2 separate regions of the Homo sapiens genome follow, and region 1 is linked to region 2. A link is a loop called in an ENCODE intact Hi-C map of the cell type or tissue named here. Cell type or tissue: Calu3. All regions are shown on one strand. Each heading gives the region's core, and the rest is flanking DNA. Links, peaks and the distances in the headings are about the cores only.

What was found. Peaks named below come from ENCODE experiments on the same cell type or tissue, not always from the same donor. Only the 100,000 strongest peaks of a DNase experiment are listed, where the experiment ranks them.
Region 1: a loop joins it to region 2, with 11 times the contacts of the local background. A loop is called at or near these places in 15 of 110 quality-filtered maps.

What each region holds. Positions count from the first base shown.
Region 1 is chrX:15,848,231-15,851,155 of GRCh38, forward strand. The region is part of intron 2 of AP1S2 (adaptor related protein complex 1 subunit sigma 2); the gene reads right to left. Among named protein-coding and RNA genes, the nearest start is that of AP1S2, 5.1 kb to the right of the region's middle. In Calu3, for the core only: no CTCF peak of the experiment used is centred there; a DNase peak (open chromatin) is centred at 1,511.
Region 2 is chrX:15,911,128-15,914,052 of GRCh38, forward strand. No RefSeq gene overlaps it. Among named protein-coding and RNA genes, the nearest start is that of AP1S2, 58 kb to the left of the region's middle. In Calu3, for the core only: no CTCF peak of the experiment used is centred there; no DNase peak of the experiment used is centred there.

The DNA.
Region 1 (2,925 bases), core at 111-2,610, 63 kb before region 2:
AAACATAATAATTAAGTACCATTCACTGAATCCTCGCCCTACATGAGACATTAAATGTTAGCTAAGGCTTTTGCATATTTTACCACTCTAATCCTCACAACAACCGTATCCATGAGATACCATTATTATTTGCATTGATAAGAGACCCAGGTTTGAGTAACCTGCCTAGGAACAGCAATTTGACTCTAGAGCCCAAGTTTTACATTAAAAACTATAGCCAGCAATTGCATTAACGTAATCCCATACCTGGCAAAAATTAAAATGTGCTCGAAACAATATTTTAAGAGCTTTGAAGAGAAGTAAAATATGCCATACTGATTTAGTAAAAGATTACCAAGAGAACCTGAAGTGTACTTCCTATATTTAGGACCAAATGGTTTTAAAAAAATCAATAATGAGCTCATTTTGTTCTCTTAGTGCCTATTTGTAAGTCTAAATCTGAAGTAAAATTAATAATAGACTAGTAAGAAGAAAGGTATGTTTGGTTATTTTTAGCACAGTGGATTAAGGCTTACTCTAATTACTGGCACTCAGAGAACATCTGAAAGTGCCTATTCTTATATTCAAAACACATGACTTCTCCGCAGTCAGCTAAATATCAGCTAAATATCAGCTGACTGTGGGTGAATGTAGCTGAAGTGTTCTCAATACCCACTGGTATGTCATTAAAAATTCTTTTGTTAGTAAAGAAAATCAGTAAGTATTCTTTAACAAATTATCAAGCTAGTAATTTGGAGATATATATGTTTTTAAATTAATTTTAAAAGACCTTAATCCAGTGACTCTTCCACAAAATGCTACACAAAACAGGAATCAAAAAAGCACAGTATTCTGTCTTGAAGGGATCTTCAAGAGCATTTAGAGATAAGGAAACAAAGTGACTTGTTTAAAGTCATAAAACTAGCTAACGTTACAAAGGGAACAGAACTTAAGTCCCCAGATTTTCAGTCTGTCTTTTCAGCTAATATTATTCTTATCCATCATTCCCCTCTCAAAAGGGGGAATTTGTATGCCAAATACTCAGGATGAAGAATGTAGATGAGATAATTTAACAAAAACAACAAAAATCACTTGCTGATATGAACAGCAGAAGTCCCAGTCCAGAATTTCTCAGGCGCTAAGCAGTAATTCTCCTGCTTAAAAAGCTCTTCGCTTCCAGCAGTAGGGAAAACAAACCACCTGTTTATACCAACAAAAAATATGTCCGTAAGTGGTAGAGTAGATGAGGTTTTCAGTATGAAATGGAAGGGGGAACGTATAGAGAAAGAACTGATAAATTCCACCTTTTGTATATGACTGATATCTCAATAAAGCTGTTTTTTTTAAAGTCCACCTTTTATTTAAAGGTGCTTGATATAAGTATCAGAGTTGGATTAGATACCCTTTGTAGCTTTCAAAAGAAAAAGTAGTGGCTCAACACGGACAGACTGAGTGACATGTGCATGAACACCAAGCAGTGCTTTCCTTTCTTCCCATAACAGCCCATTCCTGGGATTGAATCCCTTGCTGGTATTTTCCTCCTCCACACGGGGGACTCCTTCCCCTATCTAGAAATAAGCTTAAGCCTCTCACACCTTCTTTTTTAAAAACCTTGTCCCCCACTCCTATGTCTATGAGTGGTTACCACCTCGTCTCCTGTCCTTCACAGCAAAGTTCCCCAAAATAGTCTACACATGCTATTTAAATTTCTCCACCTCTTCACACTTCGCCCCATTACATCGAGAGTTCTATCTCCACTATTCCACTGAAAATGTTCTGGCAAAGGGCATTATATGAAATGCTCACTGTAAAATCTACCAGATTCCTTCCTCACTTTCATTGAACTTTATGCAACATCTGGCATTGGTGAAATTTCTCATTCCACTCTGAAGGTCCCTTCTTCATCTCCTTTGCCTGCCACTTGAATGCTGGTGATCTAATACTTTGTCTTATTTTCCCCAGACTTCCATACTTACACCAACCACATCCCACCAGAAAATCAGGCTTCTCTTAATGAAAGTCACATAGACATCCCCAAATCAACTCACCCCAAAATAAGCCGAGTTATCTAGCTCACCTTGTACCCCATCAGCAAACCAGAAATGTGGAGATCACCCCACTCCTCCCTTTCCTTCGCTGCTCTCTCCGCTTTGTTGTTGTCGTTGAGGGTCTCACTCTGTCACCTAGGCTGGAGTGCAGTGGCCCAATCAGGGCTCAGTGCAGGCTTGAACTCCCAGGCACAATCAATCCTCCCACCTCAGCCTCCAGAGCAGCTAGGAATACAGGTGCATGCCACCACGCCCAGCTAATTTTTTTTTTTTTTTTTAATTGTAGAGACGGCGGGGTCTCACTAAGTTGCCAGGGCTGGACTTGAACTCCTGGGCTCAAGCGATTCTCCTGCCTCGACCTCCCATATTCTTCCCACTTCTAGAGGTGACCAAGTCTTATCAAACCTACCTATTTGATAATGGCTATTTAGTGACAGCCCTCCTTTCTAGCGCCTGGGTTCAGGATCTCACATAGTCTCCTACTGATCCTGCAGGTGCCAGTCTCAGCCCCTCCTGCCCTCATCCATTGTCTCAGTTCAATCTTTTAAGATATGTAAACCTGATCTTTTTCCAGCCCTGTTTAAAATCTTTGCCTCTAAGCTTAAGATCTGAGTTGCAGCCCCATGTCAATCACTAACTGGCATATGGCCCTAGACAAGTCACTTCTCCCAAATTTGCATTCTTTATAAAATTGAAGTTTGATCAACAACGGCAGTTTTCAAACTCAAGAACTGTCTCCTGTGCAGAGGGGTAAAGGCCAAGTGAGCCAGGATACAGGATCCTCATTCCTGATTTCACAAGGAGCAGCCTCACTTCCACTCATTTTATTTAAGGTTCTACCCATGGGGCAAAAAGCTTAAAACAAAACAAAACAAAACAAAATCACCTGACTAGATCA
Region 2 (2,925 bases), core at 144-2,643:
AGAATCACCTGGGTGGTAGAAGGGGACTTCTGTTTTTAAAATTATTTTTAAGGAATGGGGTCTCACTCTATCACCCAGGCTGGAGTGCAGTTGCACGATCCTAGTTTGCTGCAGCCTGGAACTCCTGGGCTCAAGCCATCCTCCTGCCTCCACCTCCCAAGTTGCTGGGACTACAGGTGTATGCCACCATGCTCGGCTAATTTTTTAATTTTTATCTTTATTTTTGTAGAGATGGAGTCTCAATATGTTGCCCAGGCTTGCCTCAAATTCCTGGTCTCAAGTGATCCTCCCGTCTTGGCCTCCCAAAGTGCTGAGATTACTGGTGTGAGCCACCTCACCCTGCCGAGGCTTCTTAAAAAATATAGATTCCCCAGAGGCAGGGACCCACCCTGCGTTTACGCCATCAGGAGAAACCTGACAATCTGTGTTTTAAACTAGTGCCTCAGGTATTAAAATTTATGCAGGACCAAGCAGAAGGTGAGCCTGGATCCTGTGGCTGATGATCCAAAAATATTATATCCAGGGCTCACAATAAGCCTAAAATATATTATGACATTTTCCTAACTGCATTTTATAATGGAGAAGTTGGGTTGCTTGCCCAGTGTCACACAGGCAGCGGGCAACAGATGGAGGATTCCATCGTAGATCTGTCTGACTCCAAAGTCTTTGTTCTGTCTATTCTTATACCACTTTCCATAAAGCCACTAGGGCTGAAGTGCTATCTTACTCAGGGCACATTCTGGTTGCCTCATCTCCCTTCTGTGGGGGTGATGGTTTCTGCAGAAGTTCCCTAATCTGACCTCAAATTATGACATCAGTATCTAGGCTTGAGTAGAATTGTGCAAGGAGACCAGACTGGTGAATTAACAAGGATGGTCCCCTCCTTCTTCCCCTTCTGTTGTGGTTAATAACTAGTAACTCAGACCCTATGATACTGATCCCCATAGGGATGAGAAACAGGGCTCTCTTGGGTAATTGAAAATTTCTGGTTGCCTGGGTATTGAGGCAGTTTCCAAAAGTGATGGAAGCAAGCACATATTGCTCCTGCCCTCTGAGACCTTATTTTGTTCCAATAAATCCCTAGAAAGAAAATACAGCAATTTAGTACAGCAATGTTAAATAGTGATAGTAGAGGGAACAGGGCACCATCTGGGACATTTGAATAATTGTCAAGGTTGGCTTTTCTTTAAATGCTGCTTATTGCTCAGTCCACCCATATTAAATCACTAGAGCTACAAGTCATCTGGTGGTGATTTTTTGGCATTACAAGATTGCGCTTGCATATTAAATTCCTCAACTTAGGCTCAGTTTGGGAATTCAAAATGCAGCATTTGATCCTCATCTGTATTTAATCTTCTGTTGTTGGTTACAGCTCCTTTTACAGGTTTATTTAAAAAACTTTTGATTCTGATACGGTCATGTTGAATAGTGGTTTCCCATGCAGGGTGTGCAAACCACCCAAAAATTATCTTTTTCATGGCAACATTAAAAAATTTTAATTTATGTGTATGTTATAATGTATATAATATTGGACTATAGTGGTAGAACATGTATATAATTTGTAAATAAATACAGATAAACATGGGGGGATACATGATTCAAAAGTTTTCTCCCTTTGAAATGTTGGCTCAAAGTTTACAAACTTTTCATCCAATATATTACCTCTTCCTAGCAGCATCATGTTATCTTCTCATTTAATAAGAGAGCCTTCATCTTTGTCAATTCATGTTTACTGAACTATGTAGGATTATGTGAATGTTCCAGCATATATAAGAGGATAAGACATTTGCTGTTCTTAGGACGTTTAACTATCTGGATGGAGATGATGATGATAATAGTGGTAATTTTGGAGGAGGTGACAATGTTAATGGTGGTGATGATGCTGATGTTGCTGGTGATGATGATGGCCAAGAAAGAGATAAAGAAGAAAGTCTTATTTATGGTTGAGATTAAAGCAAAATGGGAATTGAAGGCTTCTCCTCCCTGCGATCTGGTAATGCAACATCTTTACCTAGCAGTGATGCTCTTCCCTGCTTGTTCATCTTCCTTCCAATATAGCTTAAAAATACTTTTTAGTCATCCTCAGCATGTACTATAAATCTCAGCTTCCTAGGATTTGAGCCTTGTGCAGGAGGTTTTTTCTAAGCCCCTTCCACTCTTCTGTATGTATTTTGGTCCTCAGTGCTCCACAAGCTGTGAAAGCTGTGAGTCATGATTCCCATATGGTGGGATTCCCTCCCCTCCCCTCCATCCACATGCTTGCCCTGCCATCTGCTGCCACTCTCAAGGTTATAGAGCAAGAGATAATGCAGGGAAGGGAAAGGAAAACACCAGGAAAACCAACACTGTTTTATAAGTAAAATAGAAAAAAAAAGATGTATTTTTCTTACTACGAAAACAACTGTATTCACTACAGAGAAATAAAAAACGGAAGCACAAAACCAAACCAAACCAAACCAAACCAAACCTAACCAAACCCAACCCAACCAACCCAACCCAATCCAAACAAAACAGTCTCCCTCTGAGCATCATTCATCACTTTAACCATCTCCATGTATGTTTTTCCAAATCTGTATTCTGTATCTATCTATGAAGCCAGCTATCAAATAAAATAAGATCATTACCACATATTTTTGTGACCTGTTTCTTGTTTAACTGAATCATGAACATCTTTTCATGTCAGTAAATGTACCCCTAAACTACCTTTTTTTTTTTTTTTAAGACAGAGTCTCACTCTGTCGTCCAGGCTGGAGTACAGTGGTGCAATCACAGCTCACTTCAGCTTTGACCCCCCGGGCTTAAGCAATCCTCCCACCTCAGCCTCCTGGATAGCTGAGTAGCTGGGACTACAGGCATGTGCCTCCATGCCTGGGCTCAAGCGATCCACCCACCTCAGCCTCTCAAATTTCTGGGATTACAGGTGTG